2 separate regions of the Homo sapiens genome follow, and region 1 is linked to region 2. Evidence: chromatin contacts called from ENCODE Hi-C or POLR2A ChIA-PET data. All regions are on one chromosome and are shown on one strand. Each heading gives the region's core, a stretch centred on a gene start or an enhancer-like site at or near the end of the contact. The rest is flanking DNA. Distances are from core to core; before and after follow the strand shown.

The links. A loop is a pair of places that touch in the nucleus more often than their neighbours do. ChIA-PET counts read pairs that join two places held with the same protein, here RNA polymerase II (POLR2A).
Region 1: a map of PC-3 shows a loop between it and region 2 (22-fold over the local background). The contact joins two enhancer-like sites. A Hi-C loop is called at or near these places in 1 of 168 maps with a recorded cell type or tissue (PC-3). POLR2A ChIA-PET finds 5 or more read pairs at or near these places in 2 of 52 experiments (MCF 10A and activated T-cell).

Annotation. Positions count from the first base shown.
Region 1 is chr9:16,212,537-16,217,504 of GRCh38, reverse strand. LINC03041 (long intergenic non-protein coding RNA 3041) reads left to right here. Exons shown (of 4, transcript NR_171034.1): 2 at 1,606-1,733; 3 at 2,226-2,289. Among named protein-coding and RNA genes, the nearest start is that of LINC03041, 61 kb to the left of the region's middle. Within about 2 kb of position 3,549, at least 14 of the 41 ENCODE cell types and tissues checked have a DNase peak (open chromatin) inside an H3K27ac peak, as active enhancers do; they include PC-3, where a contact is called at or near this core.
Region 2 is chr9:15,871,896-15,877,180 of GRCh38, reverse strand. It overlaps CCDC171 (coiled-coil domain containing 171), which reads right to left. Exons shown (of 26, transcript NM_173550.4): 24 at 2,518-2,649. Among named protein-coding and RNA genes, the nearest start is that of CCDC171, 320 kb to the right of the region's middle. Within about 2 kb of position 3,385, at least 2 of the 41 ENCODE cell types and tissues checked have a DNase peak (open chromatin) inside an H3K27ac peak, as active enhancers do; they include PC-3, where a contact is called at or near this core.

The DNA of each region.
Region 1 (4,968 bases), core at 2,300-4,799, 340 kb before region 2:
ATGAGACTGTCCTCCCACACCATCACACATCCAAGTCATCAAAAAACACAAGTCTACTGGTCCCTCCAAATACAGAAATTTTGGGAGGCCAACTTTTCTCCCCTAACCTAAATCCACAATGCCCATTACAGTGTACTCAGGGTGTAATTCCATTTCATATCATTGATTACAGAGTATTACAGAGTATCCCACTTTCCTTTGATCAGAGAACATACACACACACACACACACACACACACACACAAAAGGAAGCAGTTTGCAATCCTTGTGTGTGAGATGAATGTGAAAGTTTTCTGCAAGAAACTCCAAAGCAGTGATGTCTCCTGAAAGCCCCGGCCATTTCTGGTTGGCAGTACTGCCTGCTGCATACCTTCCAGAGGTGCCATTCAGCAGGGGGGTTCCACACTGAGACTGCCCTGCTGGCTGGAATGCGAGGCAATATGTATGCTTGCTTTACATGTGGTAACTTTCAGTGTACAGAACTGTATTTGGTAACTTTCTGTTAATTTTATAAAAAGAAATTGGCTTTTTTTGTGAACGGAGAGGACTCTGTACTTCTGTTTGGTTCTTGATGCAGAGTAGCAGGAAGTAGCAGGATTCAACTAAAATGTTGGCTCTTCACAAGACCATAAGCTGCCTGGGAGCTGGGCATCCTCTCCCCTGTCCACGGCTGGGTTCCCAGTGGCTAGATCGTAGCTAGAACGGAGTAGACACGAAAACATTGGGTTGAGTGGAGACTTGGACCTGCACTGTCACTTAGAGAGGGTGTCACTTAAACAGATCTGTCTAGATCTGCACTTTCTGTAGCAGAGAAAGTATAGTGCCTTATCCTCTAGCCAGTAATATGTTCACGGTTGGGTCCCTTAGAATCCTCCCTGGTTTTGATATGCCTGTGCTGAGAGATAGATAGAATTTCTCTATTGGAGCTACCAAGTTGAGAGTAGGATGGTAATTCGAAAGAGTAGAGAATTAGGCTATTAGACAAAATATGGATATGGAGAGAGAAAGAGAGCCAGCCAAGCAGCTAGCCCTACCAGCATCATATGACTTTGTGTATTCAGCCCCACCTGGAGTTCTAACCCAGAATGTCTTGGTTATATGAACCAATAAATTACTGATTTATTTATTTGCTAGAGGTAATATAGAAGAAGGTTTTCATCACTGAAAACTAAAAGCAGTCTGACTGACAGCCTTGTTTCATACTATCCCTGTCTACTTTTAAAGCTGTTCATTTGCTCCATGCTAACAGCTAATCTTCTCTTTACATTTAATGCGTGCGGATCTCCTGAATGTCTATTTTCACATGGTGGTTATTTTGCCCAGTCCTTTTGCCTGCTTTAAGCACAACTGTGTTTAGGCCACATACTCAGGCCAGATATATCTGTCCCACGCAAAGACCATAGAGAGAAGGAATACTTCACATTTCTGGATAACAGACCTAACAGTTCCCGCTGGTGTTGGATCCCCCAGCCCTACAGCACACAGCACCCCTTTGACAGTACACATTAACTCTGCAGTGGACCTTGGGGATGGTGAGGACACCCTGCTCTGGACTCGGCTCTGCTGTGGCTGCACTCACTTGTTTGTTTGTAACTTGTTTTGTAGGAATGGGGCTTGGCCCCCAGCTAGACGCGAGATGGCTCGTTTTCAGAGAACAAAGGAGAGGGAAGAAGATAGGTGTTCCTTGAACATCTACTATGTGAGAAACACCACCCAGGGCACTGCACCTGCCTGTGAGTTACATAACTTCTCTTGTCCGTAGCTGTGGATGCAAAAGGCTCAGAGTAGTTCAGCAGTTGCTTGCACGTGGGCTGAGCTGTTTAGGTGACGGTGCAGGTCTGTCGAAATGCAAGCATCCATGCTTTTTCTACCACCAGCAAGTTGTCTCCTGGGGCCATATTTTGATTTGTTTTGTGCGGTCCAGACCACTCTGCACCATGCTGGCCACACTCTAAGTCCAATGATGACAGCACTGTGTTTATCTCCATTTCATACGAACCTAATGAGGAGGGAATGTTACAGAACACCCCCTCCATAGTGTGAGAGAATTGCTTGACATGGAGATGCACAGAAACAAGAGAAGTTTGGAGTCCAATTTCCTCTTCTGTGGCCCACCCAGCCTCTGGGGTTGAAAGCGTGGCCAGGGAAAGCGTTCTGTTCCCGTACACGCAGGGATGTCTCTGGCTGGGTGACAGCCACTGACCCACCTCGTTTTTGTTCTGCAGGTGTTGGAAAGAGGATGCAACCATCCCCAACAGGGAAGGGTGGAAAATGCTGCACTGTGCATGGGTGAGTGTGCACATGTGTGTATGTGTGGTCCTGGGAGCAAGGGCCGGGCAGGGACCAGTCTGCAAAACAACATTAAGAAACCGAAACATTTTCCACTGAGAAACAGAATTACTGCCCATGGAATTCTTACCCAGCCTGAGAAGCGAGCAGCAGCCCCTCCTTTTCATTAGTTAAACAAAGAGGGTTATTTTTCAAATGAAAACTTTCAGTGTGGAAAACAATCTAATTCCCGGGGCTTTTTGAGAAGTGAGATTCTCAGTGCTCCAATAAACATATCTACGTGGATATGCAGCTGCAAAGGCAGTGTCGGTGCGCTGACCAAACGAGAGGGCAGGCTTGGCCAGTGGGGGACACGGGGACTTAGCTTCAGGCCTCTCATAACAATCCCAGGTAGAAAGGCCAACAGAGGGAATGAACCGTGGCCTGGAAGATTTGAACTGTTCTGCGAGAGAAAAAAAGCGAAAACAAAAATATTTTCTGTAAGTCCATTAAATGATCTCCTTTCTTCCTCCAAGTCAATGAACTCCTTCTGGTCGGAAAATAATCTGCAAACTCAAGCCCTGCTTGGTTCAGTGGGGTGTGTTCCGCCTTATTGAATTCCTGGCCTTCAGAGATCTTTCAAAAAAAAAAAAAAAAAAAACTTGCACCCACTTATGAACCCGTGGGGTAATGTCAGCTTTCTTTTGAGGGGTTCTCTTCATGAAAGCTCCTGGGTACTTGCATTTGTTTAAGAGCGGGCAAGAATAGGAAGGCAGACTGCCAGGGTTCAAATTTTAGCTCTACCACTTAAAAATAGTGTGTGCTTACTCTCTCTGGACCTCAGCTTGCCCATCTGCAAACAGGAGTAAGAACGGTACCTACATCACAGAGTTTTCATAAAGATTACATGAGAAAGTGCTTACAAAGTGCTTACCACAGTTTCTGGACAAAGGAAGACCTCAAAGTGTGGCCATTATTATGAAGTCAAAGGGACATGGCATATGGTCACAGACCTGAACTTTTTAAATTAATAAATATCATTCTTTCAGGTTTCTACTTTTCCCATCTCACTAATGGAAAGCATGTTGTTTAAAAAAATAAAAGCAGACACAAAATAGCCTCTCTTCAAATCAGAGCTTCCTTCTCTAATCAGTCCGTGAATGTTTCGGGGAGTGCTCTATTTAACTTGGCTGGCCCCTGGTTTTGCCGTGAGTAATACACTGGGCTTCATTTCAAACTCCACACAGCCAAGATCACTGGATACTTGAGCTTCCCCAAGCTGAGTTGATACAGCTGCTCTGCCCCTGGTCACTGGTGAGTTGTCCCTGTGGATTCCAAAAGGTCTGAATACAAACAGGCCAAGGTGCATGGGCCAGCCGAGATGGTCAAGGACATGGGTTCCCACTGAGCAGGTGTCCAGGTGAGACAGACAAGACTGAGGAGGCCTGGGGAGCCCTACAGTGAAGTCAGAAGAAACTGAGACAGACAGAGGGTGGCCAGAGATTATGGAGAGAGGGGCCTCGCTGACACTTGGGGAGACCAGTGTTGCTTGGAGCATCCTTGCTCTTACAAAGGCAGCATAGGTGGTTGAAAGAAACCATCCTGATTTTGACGTTGCCACAATGATAAACGAAGGGCATGAAAACTCTCCAAATTAGGGTCTCTGAGACCAATTAGGTCAGACGATGAAGATAGATTTGCTTGAAAAATAAAATTGAGTATGGCTTTCTTTTAAACAAGGCTTCATTTCAAACGGACCTGAATAAACCAAATTCAATTTAGACATGTTATTCCCCAGGAACTTAGCTCTGGCATGAAATAAGGCTTGCCTGAGGCCACTTGAGAACCGCAGTCTGTGGGACAGCCCTGTGATGGACAAATAGAGTAGAGTGTTAATTTTGAGGCCTGTCGAACCCCAGTGACAGGCGGGCTGGTAAACAGATTGAAGAAGCTAATGACTATTTAGTGCTTTCCAGGACAGGAAATGTCTCTTTGGCTTCTGAGGTAGCAACACCCTTACCTTAAAAGGTTTGGATTGATGATCTGGGCCCAATAAAAGCCCCTTCTGAAATCTGTTGGGAAGCCCAAGCAGCATTTCAAAAGTGAAAGATAATGAAGATGTTCTAGAAGCAATATCATTATAAGTATACATTATAAATGATAATTACAATTAATCATATTAGCCTTCATAATCCCCCAACATTATAACTCAACAATGGTAGATTCATCTTCCTTGTGTTCTTTGGAAGAAGATTTTTGCCTTGAGCTACACATTTTCTCCTTTAATTTGACTTGTGGTGGTTTCTGCTTTCTGACTGATTCTCCGTCTCCTGAAGACAGGCATGTGATGGGGAGGGAGGTTTGGGAATTAGATGAAGTTGTGGGGTCATGATGCCCGGCAAGTTCTAGAACCCCAGAATTTACTTGGCCCCTGAAGGAGACACTCGAACAGCCCATCTTGTTATTTCAATGCTGTCAGAACTCTTTCTTTCATGCCTCTACATGTGAATCCATGGTCAGGCGTTCCCCAATCCCCGCTGCAATCTAAATCGGCCTCCTCCTTTTATTCTCTCTCATAATTCCCTCTTCTTTCTCCCCAAGCATTAATCATGGTTTTTAATCATTTCTTTATATTTATTTGATGTTTAGCTCCTCATTAGATATGAGCTCAATAGGAGAGGGGTCATGTCTACTTTGATC
Region 2 (5,285 bases), core at 2,136-4,635:
TCAGCTAAGAAAGTTGGAGGGGAAAGCTAGCAGATCTCAGAAACAAGTTGAACTGAGGTTTTCTCCATAGAAAAGCATCAGTCACATGCTCTTCCAGGTTCAGAGAACAAAGGTACTCCACTCATCCTCTTCACTCAGTAATAATGCTCACTGGTCTCTTTCCATTCAGGATTATACCTATAATAAAGTTTGCCCCCATTGAAAAAGACAGAAAACTTCAGCTCCTACTTCTGTAAATGACAGCTGAGTAAGTTGGGCAAATGGTTCATATACCACCACACCCTGCTGAGTGATCCTCTCTTCATAATCAAAGGTTGAGAACTCTGAATAGTCCACTTCATCAGTACAGAGTCAGAGTACAAAGTTAAACAACTACTGAATTCCCAAGTCAGTAGCCACACTTAGTATAAATGCACATATTTTTATACTGCAAAAAAAAAGGTGAAATTAGAGTTTCATACTATTAGCCCATAATTAGTCTACAATACAGCATAAACTATGATCTATATCATACATAGATGCATAATTTTTTACAAATGGAAGAAAAATTCCATTATAGATATCTAAGGTTTTACTCTTACCATGTAACATATGTGTCTACATTTTTTAGTATCAGATTTATTAATTCAGCTTAGCAGTCAAATACTATTAGACTTAAATCCAGGCTCTGCCTTTTCCTTGCTGTTGATCTGAGGAGTTACCCGTTGTGTTTGTTGTGGTGGTGGTGGTGAAGTGTAAAATGGAGATAGTGCCATTTATTTGACAGGCTCATTGTGAGAATTAAATAAGATGATATATTCAAAGAGCTAAGCATGGTACCTGGTACATAGTTAAGTGTTCGCTGAAACTGTAGGTACTATTATTATCACTAATGTCTCCTAATTTTCCAACTATGATGTATACTACTAAACTACAATATATATTACAGCATATCAATGGAACTTATCCAGGTGGGAGTCTAATATTTTTATTAGAACCTGGAAAAGACAGTAGTTTAAACTGTGGGTCTCTACATTTCCTTCTTGCTGTTCCCAGATATCATAACCCCCAAAAAGGGCATTTTGGGGAATCAACCTCTTTCGAAATCACCAACATCTAGTTTTGAGGAAGTCTTTACTTGTAAATTACGACAAATACTAAGCCTTGTGAGATTCTGAATTGAAATAGCCAAGTAAAGGATTATTTTACAACCACTAGAAAAATCTCAAATCAGACTGTATTCATAGTAATGATGAATTCATAAATACTGACAATCAAATTTAAAATACACATTTTAAATCTCATCTTAAATAACAGTACAGCAATCTACCCTATAACAGAGAAGAAAAATATTTTATGCTTACTTTTATAATTATATATATTTTAGACATATTGGACAATCTAATGAAAGAAGCAATGAGTATTTTTTTCCTTGTAGAGCATTAATTTGGTACTAATAACAAATTAAATTAGGATATGGAGCATATAAAAAATTAACATTGCTCCACACACACACTGACATTAATTTTCTATAAAATTAAAATTCCACAGGGTCATAAACTAAAATGAAAAAGATTATTTTAAATCTCAACATGTGAAAGACACACTAAGTTTTAAGAGATATTTCTCCTTTTAAATACACTAAAAAATAGAGTGCTATTGAACAAGGACAGTCTCTTTTGAAATATCATGCTTCCTATAATTTACATAATGTTGATAGTTTTCTTTTTTTAATGAAGGTTTTGGGCATTAAAAGGACACACTGAATTTCATTTTGTCAGATTAAGAAAAATAACCTTAAGGAAAAAATTGATCACAATAATATTAATACAATAGTGACATAAAATAGAAGGATACCTACAGCATCCGAAAATGAATGTTTCTAAAAATAAGTTTATTAGTGTACTTTAAAGTTATTTGAGTTCTTATGATTTGATATTTTAAGTTTTATAAATGAAATGACCCAATTTGCACATCTTACAATGTTCACTAAAACTAAATATTAAAGGGTAAAATACTCTTCAATAGAAAACACAGATAAGTTTAAGCTTTGCTGAAATTAAATTACTTCATAAGAAATGTTGGATATATTTTGGAATTAATATTGAGATATTTCAGGTATCTCTTTTGATGTTTACAACTAAAGTGATTTATTATTTTATTTTTTTTCTAAAATTACTTATTTTCAAACAATAAAAGCAACAAATTGAGACTTGCTTAAAGAGGTAACAGCCTAGTGTCTTATTGTCCTCTGCTGATAGGAAAGTATTTTCTTTTAATACTGTACTTTGCCATAAAACACATTTTTCCTTGGTAAAAACACTTTTCTGGATTATTTTAATAGGCTAGTTCTAGGCTTTAAAGAAAAAAACAATATTTTGTAAAGTATACTGTTACATGATAGAAGAAAAATGAAGAAACATCTATTTGCATCTCCTTTAAATTATTCACAATACTTTGAGGCTTTCATTCTCTCCAGTTAGTGCAATTTATTTTTCTATATGTCTCAGTAGCAAACAATGTTATTTAGACTCTAACCTGGCATGCTACCACCTCTGGCCCGCCCTTGAGCCCCTCCATTGCAAAGGTCTCCAGGTGCAGTTTGGGTAGCTGTAGGGTGAAGTCATTCCTACTTGCCGCAGACCATGACAGCGAGATCTGATCTCTGACCTAAAGGGAAAAAAACAGCATCAATGGTAATTCCCCTTCAGACACATTAACTGGGATGAACTGGGTCCCCTTGAGCCCACTGAGTGGACTTGCATTGATCGCTGGACCTGAAATCCATGAATAAATTTAGGACTAATTGATTTTTCGTTGCAAATAAATCTCTAATTCAGAGTGCTGGGGGAGAATGTTAAGAAGAAAAAGCATCCTCCTGCTTGAAATGAGGGAGGGGAAGAAGAGTCACTAGAGCTCTTCTGATCAAGAGGTTTTGAATTATTTTTTCACAGTTCCACCCTAAAAAGGAAGAAAAGAAAAAACATTCACAAAATCAAAAACAACAGCCATCTCCTAATCATTATCACCTGCTTAGTAACATGTGGTGTTTAACTGATATGAACTGATACATATTGGACAAGATAGTTATTAGGTACTAGTCTTTGAAAAGAAAACTTCAATAACATGTACTCTAGAATCAAAACAAATATACTCAACACAAAAGGAGACTTAAAAATATACAAGAAAGAGGTTTGTTTGCCCTTTTCACTCTTCTAGAATTGCAGGATTTTATTAAACTTGAGTCTTAATGATTAAATACATATAAACCAACACAGTCACACAATTTCTAAACAATACAACAGATAAAATCAGTAGTATTTGTACTCTATTTTAAGTATTCAGAAAGCAACAATACAAACACATCACCGATATGGGAAAAACACCAATTCTCTAGTCAGTATGGAATCACATGCAGTTGATATCACACTGCCACCTTCTGGACAAATGAGAAAATATTCCTTATATAATATAAATGGAAACATTCAAAAACAGATATTTTGGTTTTTAATTTCCAAACTTAGTAAAAGCCTTAAGAATTCCATAGTTTCGTTTGCATTTAAGAACAAAAAGCTCTCATTTTAATCATATAGTTTAATAATAGGAGTTTTCAATACATAGGCATATTTTCTAACTTTCCTTATGCTTGGAATAGGTTTTAAAATTTTATCTATTTGTTACCATATACTTAATAAATATTATACAATTAGCTCAATGCCACAGAACAAAAAGTTTTTTATCAGGTAGCGAAGGTCAAAAACAAGGTTAACTATAAAAATTGCATTAACTGCTCAAATAAATATATTTCTATCTCTAGTTTTATCCAAGCAACTTCAAATATAACTTGGCAAAAATACAAGATAGAAAATTTCTCCTCCATTTTTCTAGCCTACTTGGGAAGCTTGTAAAACTGTTTGAATTATTTTTATTGTATTAATTAGTTCCTTAGGATATACACACATTTCACAAAACAAACTCTATTGAGTTTCTTTAAGCCAGCAAACACACACAAACATATAACGGCATCTTTAACTGTTCACGCTAATCTATGGGCATAAAAATCCTTATATGTCCCAAGCTGATCTGAAGACTTTCTGTCAATAAGAGAATGTCAAAGTGTATGCTGTAAAACATACACTATGATGTAATTTTTATAATGATGTGAGTACCACATGCATGCTGGAGTCTCAATTCACAATGTATATTTATCTGCAACAAACACTCTCCAGAGTCTTCACTCAGGATAAGAATGCTGTTAAACTTACTTAGCATAACAAAACAAATCGTATTTTACAACTACATTTGTTTTAGGTTTTATATTTTACATGTATGAATACCTTCTCTTGCTTTTTTTTGTCACCAATGTGCACTCAGATAAAAGAAAACATTAATGTGGATTAAGGTTCTGAGAATTTATCAACATCAAACCACTAGTGTTTTGCCTTCTACCCTTCTGAACCACAGTCAATAGATCTAAATATTTTACTGCACCCTGGCCAATTCATTGTTTGATGTTTAAAAACTCACCCAGAATCAAAGAAAATTTATTAAATTTGAGCCCCCAAATGAGATACTATTAGCTTTGAAAGTCAAGTTTAACTGCGATATTGATGATTCTCTTTTTTCTGTGACAAAATTCACTAGGGAAATCCTGGATGTCAAAGTACAAAAGCAGATTGCTAATACGGGCAAAGAGAGGGGAAAAAAACCATAAGCAATGTAAGTATAATCCACAACACAGTTCGAGCACTGGAGGTCCTTTAACCTGATTAGCATCAGGCACCATACTTCATCCACGAAGCTTGACATACAGTGAACAGTAAGCCACATTTTATATTCTCTAAATAAACTTTATGAACATTGTTAAGCTGTGGCATCTTGCTTTTGAAACTGATTTATTGTCATTTCAATATTTTTGGTATAACATTACTTAATTTGCCAAATTAAATAATTCTTTATATTGAATAAAAAAAACTTGCAAAATGCAGCTATTTTTGCTACACCTAATGATGAACATCATAATCATTTGAATAATATGCATGCTTTAATACTTCCATTTAATTACAAATTATCTGTTGAATCAACTTGACAGTGCCATCAAGAGTGAGAGACCCATGATATATAATAGATGCAATATCACAAATACTTCTACTAAAATTTTAAGAGTTTTTTCCACTTTTAAATTAAACGAGAACTTTGAGAGTAAGTATCTAAAATGTTCTCAAATATTTCTAGGAAAAGTTTTTAGAAAAGTCTTGTAAAAGAATTATCCATAATTTTATTTTAATGAGTAAAGGGAGTGAAAG